Linked DNA regions of Homo sapiens: region 2 is linked to region 1. The links are chromatin loops, found by intact Hi-C in ENCODE. Cell type or tissue: heart right ventricle. All regions are shown on one strand.

Region 1 (8,000 bases):
TGCTTAAACTTATTATTAAAAAATCGAGTTGTCTTTTAATGATGCTTTCTTGATGTTATTGTGCTCTTGTATAATTTTTATAATTCATGTTATATAGTGCTAGAGATAGTAAGTTCTTCTCCTTGAATTTCATAGTTATTCCTAAATTCGTGTGTCTTTTGTACTCATTGAAGTAATTGTAGGGGCAGGAGATGAGTGTAAATGAATTTGTGTAAAGTTTTAGGTTGAAAGTTTTATCTTTTGGTTGCTATAAGATTATCAAATCACCCACCTTAAATGATTGATATATACAAAGATAAGTTATTTTTTAAGTGTAAAATGTTTTTGTTGTTTCTCATTCTCTTCTTAGAATCCTGAAATTAGCTTTTCATTTACTGGTAACATAACATTCACTGACATTGTATGTGATCTAAGCCTAGTATAGTCCTTGGCATTTTAGTTTAACATTTGTTGAATTTAATTTGTGGAATTTTGTTAAGCAGCTGGTGGTGTGTGCCCTGATTTTTCAGCTTCCATCCTGTTTGGGTCCCCAGGGATGTGTTAAACACACATACACACAGCGGCATTTCTCCCATGGCAGGAGATTTTAGATGTGCTACATACTATTAATATCTTCTATTTCACGTGAGTGAACTCTGGATTTTGAGAGAATAGCTCTCTCTGAAAGTTTTCTTAGAGTTAACAGGTTTCTCCCAACTTTTCAAAGGCATCTCGTACTTAATTTTGCAGTGAATTTAATGAGACATCTGTCAAATGAGGCATCTTAGATTTAATGATTTTGTTATGTGCCAGGGTTTAACATAATTCAGTCTATCTGGACTGGAGAAGGGTTTGATTGTACTGTGAAAGTCCAGAGATCCTGAAGCCGCTCAATAGAAAAACGATTCCTTTAAAGACGCCTGACATTTTGAAAAAGAGAAAGAGATGTTATCAAAATGTCTAAAACAGCCTGGGAAAATGAAGTCTTTTTTTTTCTTTAAAGTTCCACCTTCTAAACCCATTCCATCCCTTTAATCACATGCATCTGGTGGAACACTGGTAATGAGGGGTTTTGAATCTGGCCTGACGTCACTGTGATTCTACGGCAAACCCTTTTTTATACTTACCTTTGGCTTTCTAAAGATAATATAATTAAACAAAATCCACCATATGAATTCATTAGATATATTAGATATTTATAACCTAAGGCTGTATGACTGACTGGATTTGTATGAAACTTCAACTCCAGAAACTTATGATAAATTGAAACTCAAGTACTTAGGAAGAATAGACTTTAATGATACTTTGATTAAAAGATGTTAGTATATTTAGGTAACTGTGAAATAGCAACTCTTTGAAGATGTGTGATATTATGCTTTTTATCAAGCATAATAACAGTTACTGGATTAATGAAGTGTTGTTATTCTTTGACTTTAGAGTTGGAATGGTTTTGTTGTGTTACCATGACTTGGCCTCATATACTTTTTGGTATGTTAGGTGAAACAAGGCATAACCATTTTGTAATGCCACATGCATACTGAAGTAATTTTTTTCCCTGTTGTATTTTTTACATTTGAGATTTTTATACATCGTAAAGTGTGTTTAACAATAAAGTGTCTTGTGGAGGTGTAAGCCTAGTGGCCTCTGAGTTTGTGACCTAGAAGTTAATAATGAAAACTCCATAAAATACTTTGTTTGGAGGTTGCACATATTGTATGATTTTGGAGATATCAATACTTTAGAAAAACACAAGCAAAAAACATCCAGAATTTTGGCATATTTTTTTCTAACTGGAGCTTGGCTAAAAGTAAATTAGCCTTGCTTCTAGTTTGTGAAAGCATTCAGTTGAAGACTGATGAAATTTGAAATATTTGGTTTTGGACCATTTCAATAATGAGTGAAATCTAATTAGAAAGTGAAGTTAGAGAGAATTTGAATTGGTTGTAATTTTTTTAAAGGGTTTTTCTCACATTCTGTTTAAGCAGGAAGAGATTTGTATTTGTTGCTCTCTATTTCTTCTGAATCAGACATCTGAGGAAGAGCAGGTGGAGAATGAATCTTTTCATATACCTGCCTCAGTTAATAATGTGTTAGAGTGTTTGGGCTTTCTTTTCAAATACCAGGCATGTTTTTAAATACAGCAAGAGCTTGGCTGGTGTGTTGGGGGTGGGGGTTGGGTCAAAGTCACTCTCCTCTTCAAAAACAGAACTTTGGGAAACAATTTTTTCCTTTTATCTCACACTGTGAGAGAAAATGTACTGCTTTTTAGAGAAAGTAGTCTGAGAGTTGGGAAACTTGGCATGACTTTGGGCATTCATTTTAACCTACCCTGGGCTTTGATTTCCTCATTTGTAAGACGATGGGGTTGGAGTAGAGCGAGTCCAAGATCTCTTCCAACTCGTAACATTCTGAGGCTTCATTAGAGAGCCTGTTTTTTTTGAAGGGCTTTGAAAGTTGTAGTTGTTTTAAGTTCTGTAAGACATGGCTATGGGCTTAAAACTGTCAAATCCCCTGCCTTTTCTTATGGACTTGGACCTAATGTACACAAGTCAGCTGGAGGTTGCCAACCAAACAAAGCAGACCTCCTCTTTGGTGTAGATTAGGACAAGAATCGATGTTTGATTACCCCGTTCCCTGTCATTCCTACTCCTGAAGTAAAATTCAGCATGCCAGAGATGAGTATAAAGTACATCCTCTTTTAAGTTAAAGTGAAATTCTTAAATTAACTTAGCAAGATGCCTTCATAGTCTAGTTCATCAAGTTTACTCTAATAACTGTATTAGAGGGATACAAATGTGTAAAATTTGCTGGCTAGTTAGCTTTATTTATGGTGAGCTGTGTGCTTGCCTACCGGTGCTTAGAGTCAGTAGGAGAAAAAACATTTTAAGAAAATGGATTTTTTGCACTGTTACTTTGGACAGGTAATAGAATTTAGGATGTTGTAGAGATAATTTAGTCCAACATCTGTATTTTTATAGATGAGAAAAGTAAACCTGTGAGGTAAAGAATCTGGTCCAGAATCATTGGTTAAGTCAGTTACAGAGTTAGGACCACCACCTAGGATTTTGATGATCTGTCCAGTGTTCTTTTTTTCCCACACTGTGAATGTGTAATACTTACTGTCTTTGGTGGTTCTTTATATTAATACTATTAAAAATGAAAGTTAAAGAAATTGTGTGCTTTACACAGTTAGTCGTTTCTCTATTCAAGGTTTTTTCCTAGTTCTTTTCATTCTAATCAGTGCTTTTGAGGGGTTGCATATCACTTTGACAGATTGTAAGAAAGGAACTTCTGATGGAACAGGTGGGTATTTTAATTGCAGAGAGAGAAATTAGATTTCATCAGTGATGTTACCTTTGTGGGATGCATGATAGAACTATTGACAGTTGGCAGAGAAGAGGTACAGTGTTAGAAAATCAATGTTCTTAGTTCATTCAGTACTTTGAAGGTGAAATTGTTAAAAGAATAAAAGTGTTAGAAAAAAATCATTGAATTAAAAAAATAATTTGGGAGAAAAATTTAAGCATGAATTTTGAAAAAAATTTCCCTTTAAATATGTGTGTGTTGGCTGTGTGCGGTGGCTCACACCTGTAATCCCAGCACTTTGGGAGGCTGAGTCGGGCAGATCACCTGAGGTCAGGAGTTCGAGACCAGCCTGGCTAACATGGTGAAACCCTGTCTCTACTAAAAATACAAAAAATTAGCTGGGCCTAGTGGCGCACGCCTGTAATTCCAGCTACTCCAGAGGCTGGGGCAGGAGAATCGCTTGAACCCGGGAGGCAGAGGTTGCAGTGAGCCAACATTGCACCACTGCATTCCCGTCTGGGTGGCAGAGCAAAACTCAGTCTCAAAAAAAAAAAAAAATAATAAATAAAAAAATAAATATGTATGTATTAAAAAGATTCAACATTATCTTCTTTGAATTATTTTTAAAAAGATGTGTCAAAATTAATTGCAACTTAGCTTATTTTTCAGGTACATGTACGCAGTTCTACCTTTCTGTGACATAATTGAAACAACTTGTTCAGTATCTTTGGGCTTTTGTTGTGTGCTGATTTGGAAGTCTTTATCAGAAATATGCCATTGCTTTGAATACTTTCTCTCTCTCTTTCTGTCTCTTAAAAAAAGAGAGAGAGAGAGAGAAAGAAATATCCTGCTCTCATTAGCAAAAAGATAGTTTGTGAACTGTGGAAACAAATATTTCCAGCTAATTTTAGGGTATGACAGATTTCCTTTTATGCTAGATTTCATTTTAATTTAATTATTTATCTTAAGCAAAAGCTTTAGCTTCCTTTCTATGAGAGTTAGCCTACTAAGTCAATTAATTCCCCAAAGATTACTGTTCAATTTTAAATGAGTAAAGGAACTTTTAAAAAAATGCGTAAGTACACAAGGGTAAAAATATATTGCATCTGTCATATTGAGTATCCCAGATGCGGAAGCAGAGGAAAAATTTCTCTTGATGGTCTCTTAGAGAGGTGGTATGGCTGGGGTGCAGCTGACATTCAGTTTTAAGTAACAAGGAACTCTCGTGTATAAACACTGCTATAGTTGGCAAACTTATTCTTCCTTATGCACACACACACTATATATATGTATGTGTATATACACACACACACACACACACGCATGTTCTCCATTGAGTGTGGAGGTAGGATATGATGAGAGGTAGTAGTTGTATTTATGGATGGGAGGGGGTGAGTAGGGTAACTGATCCTGGGGAAAAAAATCTCAATTTAAAAAAATTTGCAGTTAATTTTGTTGAACATTAATTGGTAACTCATTGTGACTTGTTCATATCCCTTGCCTGCTTTTTTTTTTTGGGGGGGTTGGATGTTTGCTTTTTTCTTACTAATTTCTTTGGGAGTTACATAGAGAAGCTAGTTTTGTTTACTAAGTCACTTATATTTTCTTTATCTGTTCACTTTTATATCAGTCTTTTCCTCTAGGTTTTCAGGGTCTGTGTCATGCTTAGGAATATCTCTTCTACTCCAGGATTTTAAAAATTTTCTAGTACTTGTAGTATTTTATCATTTTCTTTTCTTTTCTTTCCTTTTCTGTTCTGTTCTGTTCTTTTTTTTTTTTTTTTTTTTTATGGAGTCTTGCTCTGTCACCCAGGCTGGAGTGCAGTGGTGTGATCTCGGCTCACTACAACCTCTGCCTCCCGGGTTCATGCGATTCTCCTGCCTCAGCCTCCTGAGTAGCTGGGATTACAGGCGCCTGCCACCACGCTCAGCTAACTTTTGTATTTTTAGTAGAGATGGGGTTTTGCCATGTTGGCCATGCTGGTCTTGAACTCCTGAGCTCAGGTGATCCATCTGCCTTGGCCTCCCAAAGTTCTGGGATTACAGGCGTGACCCACCATGCCCGGCCAGTATTTTATAGTTTTCTATGCATAAAAATTTGATGTATCATCATTTAAGATAGGAAGGAGAGGCCGGGTGCGGTGGCTCACACCTGTAATCCCAGCACTTTGGGAGGCCGAGGTAGGTGGATCACCTGAGGCCAGGAATTCAAGACCAACCTGACCAACATGGTGAAACCCCATCTCTACTAAAAATACAAAAATTAGCTGGGCATGGTGGCAGGCACCTGTAATCCCAGCTACTCGGGAGGCTGAGTCAGAAGAATCACTTGAACCTGGGAGGTGAAGGTTGCAGTGAGCCGAGATCAAGCCATTGCACTCCAGCCTGGGTGACAGAGTGATACTCTGTCTCAAAAAAAAAAAAAAAAAGGGAAGGAGGAAAAATAACAAATTGTTCGCACATTTTAATTGAATAACTGTGTTCTTTCTTCACTGATTTAAAATGCCCCTTTTGGCAGGTATGTGGCACATGCCTGTATTTCCCACACTTTGGGAGGCCAAGGCAGGAGAATCATTTGTGCTGAGGAGTTCGAGACCAGCCTTGGCAACATAGTGAGACCCATTCTCTACAAAATAATAATAATAAAAAAAATTAGATGGGCATGGTAGCATGCTTGTAGTCCTAGCTACTTGGGAAGCTGAGGTGGGAAGATATTCTTGAGTCCAGGAGTTCGAGGCTGCTGTGAGCCATGGTCATGCCACTGCACTCCAGCTTGGGTGACAGAGCGAGACCCTGTCTCAAAAAAAAAAAAAAAAAAGCACTTTTCTCCAGAGTTTATGCCATTTTTGCTTGTCTGTTTTAACTGGCAGGCTGGGGATTAAAATCTACAATATGGAGTAATGTAAGTTTAGGGTAGGTATTAGGGTTTGTTGAGGGACAGTAGGGAGAAAGGGAAGGCTCTTTAGCCTTACCACTGCATTTCTTTTTGATGCCCCAATTTCCCACGCCATCGTCACTTTTAGGATGGCAGCTTATGTGCTTCTGGATATGGACTTATCAGGATACTCCTTTCCTGTGGATTCTGTATCATCTCTAAGTGGCTTGGATGGGAAGGGGAGGGGGGCTGGAATATAAAATATTGCTTCTATGTGTATTTTTCACCCTTTACGTATTAGAGATAATTTTTTAGGCCAGGTGCGGTGGCTCACGCGTGTAATCCTAGCACTTTGGGAGGCTGAGGCAGGCGGGCGGGCAGATCACCTGATGTCAGGAGCTTGAGACCAGCCTGGCCAACATGGTGAAACCTCGTCTCTACTAAAAATACAAAAATTAGCTGGACGTGGTGGTGCATCCCTGTAATCCCAGCTACTCGGGAGGCTGAGGCAGAAGAATCACTTGAGTCCAGGAGGCAGAAATTGTAGTGAGCCGAGATGGTGCCACTGCACTCCAGCCTGGGCAATGGAGTGAGACTGACTCAAAAAAAAAAAAAATATTTTTTTTAAAGAAGTGACATAAAGCATTGATTTCTGTTTTCTGAATTTGAGCTCTTTGACTAATTTATTTTGCATTAGGCAGCAGTCTCAGCTGTTTATACTGTTCAGATTCACTGAACTTTTTTCACCTTCTGGAGAAATTCTGGGGGCTACCCCTTAAAGGTCATTGTGAAGCACATATGGCTTATCTTTATCTTTTTTTTTTTTTTTTTGAGACAGTGTCTCACTCTGCCACCCAGGCAGGAGTGCAGTGGCGCGATCTTGGTTCACTGCAACCTCTGCCTCCCAGGTTCAAGTGATTCTCCTGTCTTGCCTCAGCCTCCCATGTAGCTGGGATTACAGGTACACACCACTACACCTGGGTACTTTTTGTATTTTCAGTAGAGACGGTGTTTCACCATGTTAGCCAGGCTGGTCTCAAACTCCTGACTTCGTGATCTGCCCGCCTCGGCCTCCCAAAGTGCTGGGATTACAGGCATGAGCCACTGCGCCTGGCCTGGTTTATCTTTTAATTTTAAAAAAGGAAGGCTAACATGCCTATTGAAATTAGTAGACTCTGCCAGTGGTGCCTTGAGTTTTTTTTTTGGCTAGCCTGAGAAGGGGGTTCCATGTGTTGTCTTGAACTGATGACAGTTCTTGATTACAGGAATAATAATTTGAAATAGCTCTAACTTGAGATAGAACTCTGTGATCCTGCGACCAGTGTTCTAATCGTACCCATGGTACGTTAGTGCTGTTGAGTCAGTTAATTCCCAGAAAAAATGAAGTGTTTTTTTTAGTGGGAATGGGGGAGGGAAAAGGAACACATTCCAAATATAGAAAAGTCAAATTAGAACATCTGCCATCTTTGGCAAACGGGCTTTCATGGTCTATTGACCAATTCTTAGTTATTATATAAATGACTGCAAGACACAAATGGTACTGCTGTTGGGTTTGGTGGCTTTATAAGATTCTGTGTGTTGGACAACTAGGTTTCTCTTCTGTAGGCTTTTAGTTGTGTTGCAGAAGTTCCAAATCACCTTTGCTGTAGTTGACTATAGGCTTTTTAATACATGAACACTTAAGGAGAAAATCTCCGGACCCATTGCTGTAAAATACTAAATGAAGCTGGGCGTGGTGGCTCATGCCTGTAATCCCAGCACTTTGGGAGGCTGAAGCGGGCAGATCACTTGAGGTCAGGAGTTCGAGACCCTGTCCCTACTAAAAATACAAAAAATTAGCC
Region 2 (8,000 bases), 49 kb after region 1:
CCAAGTCTGAACACAAAGTTCATTTATGTTTCCTATACACCTTATACACATAGTCTGAAGGTAATTTTATATAATATTTTAAAATAATTTTGTGCATGAAACAAAGATGGTATATACATTGAACCTTTAGAAAGCAAAGATGGTCTGGGCGCGGTGGCTCACGCCTGTAATCCCAACACTTTGGGAGGCCGAGGTGGGTGGATCACCTGAGGTCAGGAGTTTGAGACCAGCCAACATGGTGTAAACCTATCTATACTAAAAATACAAAAATGAACTGGGCATGGTGGCGCACACCTGTAATCCCAGCTACTTGGGAGGCTGAGGCAGGAAAATCGCTTGAACCCGGGAGGTGGAGGTTGCAGTGAGCCGAGATTGCGCCATTGCCCTCCAGCCTGGGCGACAGAGTGAGACTGTCTCAAAAAAAAAAAAAAAAAAAGAAAGCAAAGTTGTCACTATCTCAGCCATCCATGTGGATCATCTGAGGTGGTTTGGCATCACCATTGTTCCTGACTTTGAATGTATATGCTACCATTAAGCAATCATTTTCTTATACTTATTCACACATGAGTTCTTAACAGTGAGAAATATGACATACCATTAATACAGTGAAAAAATAATGTGTTCATGGTAACTAAGCCTGTAAGCAGAAAAGCATCAACAGAATTACCTGTACCATCTGTTAAACAACAGCCCCAATGAACAATGGCAGGTTTTTAGTCTCCACCTATAATGCTGTGTTTTTGTTTAAAAATTCACCCATCCGTACACTGATGATGTTGTGTTTTGATTAAAAGGTTAGTGCACACTGAGCTTTTTTAGGAGAGAAGAAACATCAGAAGCAGTTGAGGGACCAGGAAGTGGGTCCTCTAGTTATGAGGAGGCTTTCTGCTGGTTGGCTTCTAAAAATGTTTCCTCTAGAGTCATCTGCGTCGTTAACACTGGTTTTGATCTTAGACATCTCTCTTTGATTTTAAAAATTGATATGATTGATACCTTCTTCTGTTAAGAATGCACACTACTCTAGGCCTTCAGTAAGCCCATCAGCCATTTTCACCAGTCATCAATAAGCACTTCTTCTGCAGTGTTAACAATGTCCATTGCCTGCTTCTGGCATCTTATTGGCACTCAAAAAGTTTCAGATTTGGGAGCACTTCAGATTTCTGTATTAGGGACATTCAGCCTGTATGATCAGTTTCTTCTTCTTCTTTCTTCTGTCTTCTTCTCCTTTCATCAGAATCTGATGCTAGAGTGCTGTCATCTGTCTCTTTGCATTCATCTTCTGACGTAACTGTGCTGTGTCTCCATTTGTCACTTCTCTTTGCCATTGTGGGCAGAAAATGAAAAATTCTGAATTCTCAACTGTGTTCAGTGAAAGCTAAAAGCAGACTATAAAGTTAGTATGTTTAGTCTGAAACTCTTCTGGAAGGTTATGTAATGTTGTGGGTAATGCAATAAGAAAACTAAAGGATGATAATATAATAGTAATAATTTATTTCATCATTATATCGTATCATGGAAAATAGGATTCCATTTTTCTGTTCTGTTTTCTTTATTTTTTTTAAGCATAATTGGCAATAATTGATGTGTAATAGTGAAATAATTCTTAGGGTGATGAAATAAAGTGTTTTAAGATACAGGAAAAGCGAGATCACTAGGATCCCATAACATATCTTGGGTTGATGAAATGCTCCAGTAGACCCATCTGGCTTGAAAGATAGTGAATTTTATTGTTTTTAAAAAATAATTAAATTTAAATTGGGCATGCTGGCTCATGCCTGTAATCTCAGTACTTGGGGAGGCCGATGTGGGTGGATCGCATGAGGTCAGGAGTTCAAGGCCAGCCTGGCCAACATGGTGAGACCCCCATTTTTACTAAAAATAAAAAAATTAGCTGGGCGTAGTGGCACATGCCTGTAGTACCAGCTACTTGGGGGGCTGAGGGATGAGAATGGCTTGAACCTGGCAGGTGGAGGTTACAGTGAGCTGAGATTGTGCCACTGCACTCCAGCCTGGGCTACTAAGCAAGACTCTTTCTCAAAAAAAAAAAAAAAAAAAGATTTTCTCTTTCTTTTTGTTCTTTGGAAGGTGTCCAAGAAAAAAACAAGTAACAAAATACAATCCTTATATATAGTTAGAACTGCTCAAAAAAGAATTCCTCTCCCACCCCCCCAAAAAAAACTCTAAAATTGAGTACAATGGACCTTTATGGTATGCTGAGGCCCAGTCAAGGTTGTAAGCAGTATGTGATGTTCTTGGAAGCCAAAGGGAAGAGATGAATGTGGGAAGCAACAGGAATGAAAAAGGCTTGGATTTTGTCATGCTGGGAACCCTAGGCTGCTGGAGTTTTGAGAGTCTCCTTATTTAAACTTTAGTTTCTGTGGTACTGCTGAATTGGATCTACTCTAAGATCCCCACCCCACTTAATTTTTTTCTTTTTAACATGTTTCACAGGTTTTAGCTGCTGGAAAACATCAAGCAGTATAATGGGACATTTGTGTTAGCTACAAGTCTCCATAGGTAGAAGGTGGAACGTTGTCAAAGCCCTTCAAAACCTGTAATGTTGTTTGAACTTTGTACTTCATGATTTTTTTTGGAGCTTCCCTATGGCCTTGATATAGTTTACCTTACTTGTCTCCCTGAGATAAAGTAGTGCATTTCAGAGATGGGTGTTGTGAGAACTTTGGCTACATGGAAAGTTTCCTTGTTGTTCGTTTGTGTGTTTTCTTTATTCATACTTCTTTGCCTCCAAAACATGCCAGATTTTTAGGGAGGTTAATTTCCTAAATAAAATTATTTTTGGGGTGAGGGGGATGGGTTCTGTTTGTTTGTTGTTAACCAAAATGTAGTGTATCTCCACCCTAAATGTTGAGGAAGCTCAAATAACTGAAATTTGAAAAGCCATTGCTGATGTTGCTGTGAATTTGGTAGAAAATGACACAACCCTGTCTTAGTTCGTTTAGGCTGCCATTATAAAATATCATAGAATGTGTGGTTTTATAAACAACATAATTGATTTCTCACAATCCTGGAGGCTGGGAAGTCCAAGATCAAGTTGCCGGCAGATTCCTTGTTGATGGAGGCCTGTTTCCTGGCTTATAGTTGGCCATCTTCTCACTGTGTACTCACCTGGCAGGAAAGGCAAGGCAGCTCTCTGGGGCTGCTTTTATGAGGTCACTAATCTCATTCATGAGTGCTTTGCCCTCACAACATCATCACCACCCAAAGGTCTCACTTCTAACACCGTCACATTAGGGGTTAGTATTTTAATACATGTTTTTTTGTGGGTGGGGGCACAAACATTCAGTCTGTGTAGCAGCCTTCTTGTGATATATGTACTGATTCATTGGCTCCTTCATTGGTCTGTTGTCCAAAATCTGGTTAGCTTGGATAGATTTAAGGCCAGGTATAATATGTGGTCCCGGACAGTTTTTTTCTCTTCTTTCCTGATACTGTTCACTGCAGCTGAATTCAGCTATTTTTGCTCCTCTGTGATACTTCCAGATTGTTAGACACGTAGCATGGCATGGGGAAGTGCAAGGAGACTGAAGTCAGATCAGCTTCATTTTGAGCCTTTGTCAGCTGCCAATTGGGTTTTTGACCTTGGGAAGGTCACTTGACCTCTCTGAGCCTTTCGTTTTTCTTCTACAAATGGATTGCAAAGTTGTGATGTCTAAATGTGATGATAACTGTGAAAGGTTTTGACATAGAGGTCATTTAGTAAGTCTTCCTTTGCCCTTGACTGAGCTAATATCATAATGATTCCCATCCCTTCTTTTAAAAGAGGCATTATATACACACTTAAAATTGCAGTAAATTTGAAAGCTGTCTTAAGAATTTGTAGAACCCATTGAGATGATTATTTAAGGTAACAATTTCATCTGTGTTCTTGACTTTCGTTTAGAAACCTTATCCTTTCCTTTTGTGGTGTCAACCTGCCAACATTGTGGGCTCATTCTTTCTGGCTATAAAAGTGTTCAAATGTTTTCTGTGTACAAACAAAACTAATATTTCAGCTCAAATGAATAGCACATGAAATGGGAACAAACAAAAATACCTCTAAAAAAAAAAAGCAAAAAATAAAACCCTTCTTAGTTCTCATTCCTATTTATCAACCTCCTTTTCTCTTGCTTTTATAGCTAATGTCTTAAAAAAAATAACCCATAATCACCATGGTCACTTTAAAAGAATTTCCTTTTATTTCTAAAACTGATTTCAGTCCACCTTCCAACCCTACTACTCTATTGAAACTACATTCCTCAGGTCACAAAAGACCCAATAGCAGAATCTGTGGGACACTAATAAAGCATTCTTTTTTTTCTTGGAGACGGAATCTCATTCTGTCATCCAGGCTGGAGTGCAGTGGCGCCATCTCAGCTCACTGCAGCCTCTGCCTCCCGGGTTCAAGCAATTCTACTGCCTCAGCCTCCTGAGTAGCTGGGATTATAGGCGCCTACCACCACGCCCGGCTAATTTTTTGTATTTTTAGTAGAGACAGGGTTTTTAACATGTTGACCAGCTTGGTCTTGAACTCATGACCTCAGGTGATCCACCCGCCTCGGCCTCCTGAAGTGCTGGGATTCAGGCGTGAGCCACCGCGCCCAGCCCACTAATAAGACATTCCTTTTCTTTACTTGCTATCTTGTTCTCATCAAATCTGTCCCTAGCCATTCTTATTACTTTTGTGCAGACAACTCCCAAAGTTGCATTCAGCTCACATTTATCTTTTCAGGTCTAAACTCATATATTCATTGGCTTTCTTGGCATTACCACAATGTCCCAGTAGAACCACAGTTGAGTGTGACTAAAGGTAAATCCACTTCAGCACGTATTCTTCATGTATTTTTTATCTCGACTAATGACACTATCATTCACCTAGTTGTCCACTTTTAGCTATAATTTATTGAGGTATAATTTATATACAGTAAACTGTCATTTGAAGTATATAATTAGATCAGTTTTGACCTATATCCACCTGTGAAACCACCACCACAGTCAAGATATAAAAGATTTCCGTCATCCCCAGAAGTTTTCTCATGCCACTTTGCAATGTTTATCCTCTATCTACCCTTGACCTAGGGAACCAAGTTCATTATCTACCTTTAGTCACTAGAGATTCGTTTGCATTTCTATAATTTTGTATAAATTGCATAATTTATATAAATTTCATATAAATACAAAATGTTGTATTAGGGTTCTCCAGAAAAAGAGAACCAATAAGATAGCCTATCTATGTCTATACATAGGCATAGATATATATCTATAAAGAGATTTAAAAAAATATATATATAAAGAAGTTTATTTTAAGGAATTGGCTTGCTTATGGGAACTGGTAAGTCCAACAGTTTTAGGGCAAGCTGACAGGCTGGAAACTCATGTTAAGATTCTGTGCTACAGTCTTGAGTTTGAAGTTTGTAGGGCTGGCCAGCAAGCTGGAAACTCAGACAGGAATTGATGTTGTAATTTTGAGTCTAAAATCTGTAGGGCAGGCTGGAAATGTAGACAGGATTTCTATGTTAGTGTATTGAGTCAGAATTCCTCTTCCTCTGGGAAATCTGTTTTTTGTTCTTATTGCCGTCGACTGATTAGATTAGGCCCACCCACATTATAGAGGGAAGTCTACTTAAAGTCAACTGAGTGTAGTTAATCACATTTATAAAATATTTTCACAGCAACACCTACTGTATCTTAGCCAAGTTGACATACAAAATTGAGCCATCACTTACTCTTTTTGCATCTGCTCACTTGTACTCAGTAGAATGACTTTGAGATTCACCCATGTTGTATTCAGTAGTTCATTCCTTTTTATTGCTGAGTGTTTTTTTTTTTTTTTTCTGGGACGGAGTCTCACTCTGTGGCCCAGGCTGAAGTGCAGTGGTGTGATCTCAGCTCATTGCAACCTCTGCCTCCTGGGTTCAAGTGATTCTCCTGCCTCAGCCTCCCAAGTAGCTGGGATTACAGGTACCCGCCACCACACCCGGCTAATTTTTGTATTTTTAGTAGAGACGGGGTTTCACCATGTTGGCCGGGATGGTCTCAATATCCTGACCTTGTGATCCACCTGCCTCCGCCTCCCAAAGTGTTGGGATTACAGGCGTGAGCCACCATGCCCAGCCTGCTGACTGGTATTGTATTGTATGAATACATGACAGTTTGTTTAGTCATTCTCCTATTGATGGACACTTGGGCTATTTCTAGTTTTTGGCTAATATGAACAATGTGTTATGAACATTGGTGTTACAAGAGTTTCTGTGAACATGTTTTCATTTTTGGGGGGTAAATATTTAGCAACCCAATGGTAGATGTTCGTTTAATTTTAAAGGAAACTGCCAAACCATTTTCCAAAGTGTTTATACCATTTTGCATTTTCACTAGCAGTGTTTGAAAGTTCCAAATGCTCTACATTCTCTGCAGTATTTGGTGTTAATCTTTTAAATTTGAGCCATTCTAATGAGCTTGTAGTGGTATCTTATTGTAGCTTAAATTTGCATTTCTTTGATGGTGAATGATTTTGAGCATCTTTCCATGTGCCATTCAGATATCTTCATTTATGAGATGTGAGTTTAGATCTTTTGCCCATTTTTCTTATTGGGTTGTTATTGAGTTGTGAAAGTTCTTTTTATATGCTGGATATTAGTCCTTGTTAGGTATATGTATGTATTGAAAAATATTTTATCCTATTCTGTGGTTTCTTATATTCTTATTTATATTATATATTTTATTATATATTTCTTACATATTATCTAAAGGGTGTTGTTTTGAAAAGCAGAAGTTAAAATTTTTTTAAAGCCTAATTTGTGAGGTGTTTTTTGCCTACTGTAAAGTCACAAAGATTTTTCTTGAGTTTTCTTCTAGAAGCTCTGTAGTTTTAAGTCTGTGATCCATTTTTGACTTTACCTTTTCCGTCACTGTCTATATTTGGATATCACTTGTAATAGATTTCTGTTTTAGAAAGGACTCATCCCCTTCCCCCAACCAGTAAGGACTCTCTTTTAGAATATTTTTGTTAAAGTGCTCGTTGTTTTTGTCTCTCACATTAAAACACCCTTCTCATTGGTGTCCTGCATATCATGTCTGCCTTCTCCAATCTATTTCCATAATGCCATAATGTCATAGGTTATTACTTTAAAATTACTCCAATCATTCGTGTTACTACCCTGCTGAAAAATCCTCAATAACTGTCAATTTCCCAAGAGTTGCCTAAATCTAGGTGATGTCACTTGTTGGAATCTCCATGTCATACCATATGACAAGGAGAGAGTGAATCAGCCAGTTTTCTATGTAAAGAATTAATCAATCCCTAACTTGGAGGACTTAGCCATAACTTCTGTTATTATATTTACTGCATTCTATTGTCATTATTTTGTTAGATTGAACTCTTTTTAATGTATTACCTTTGATATTCTTCCCAGCACCTCCTAGACCATTGTGATACAGGAGACTTTTTTTGAGGGAATAGTTGAGGAACCTTGGCAGTTAAAAAGACAGCGCTGGAAATCATTGACTTGAAGGGCAGACTGGGCAGCCAGTAAATTTTGGGTGCTATGTTGTTTTTAAAAATCATTTTATACTTAGAGGGGCTAACTTAAAGAGAATAATCTGGAAGACTAAATATAGCCTTTAGTTTAATTAGGAAATAGCTTCTGTTGAACCGGCAGTGAAGATGTGATGAGGAGAATGGTAAGAGTAAATTCATTATTTATTCTTTTGGTAGGAATAAATTCATTATTCTGAACTCCCTCTGACTTATTGTATACCGTGCTTATTCCATCAGGGCCTTGCTGTTGTTTTGCTCAGAGACATAGCTATTTAAGTGTAAGATTACATATTTTTAGAAATAATACAAGCGTGTGTTCAAATTAAGTTTATTCTTTAGAGGGTTTTTTTAAATGAAAGTAGAGCTCCAAAAAACACCTTGTAAAACTTCTATTACTGCTATTCTAAGGTAGTATACAGGCTAAGTATCCAGGAGATAGAATAATTTAGTCTGTGGAGTAACTGTT

What was found. A loop is a pair of places that touch in the nucleus more often than their neighbours do. Peaks named below come from ENCODE experiments on the same cell type or tissue, not always from the same donor. Only the 100,000 strongest peaks of a DNase experiment are listed, where the experiment ranks them.
Region 2: it touches region 1 in a loop (2.0-fold over the local background); 23 of 110 quality-filtered maps call a loop at or near these places.

What each region holds. Positions count from the first base shown.
Region 1 is chr18:62,721,532-62,729,531 of GRCh38, forward strand. The region is part of intron 1 of PHLPP1 (PH domain and leucine rich repeat protein phosphatase 1); the gene reads left to right. Among named protein-coding and RNA genes, the nearest start is that of PHLPP1, 10 kb to the left of the region's middle. In heart right ventricle, no CTCF peak of the experiment used is centred here; no DNase peak of the experiment used is centred here; H3K27ac peaks cover 1,363 bases.
Region 2 is chr18:62,770,795-62,778,794 of GRCh38, forward strand. The region is part of intron 1 of PHLPP1 (PH domain and leucine rich repeat protein phosphatase 1); the gene reads left to right. It overlaps LOC105372160 (a long non-coding RNA gene), which reads right to left and starts at 3,061. Exons shown (of 3, transcript XR_007066397.1): 1 at 3,022-3,061. In heart right ventricle, no CTCF peak of the experiment used is centred here; no DNase peak of the experiment used is centred here.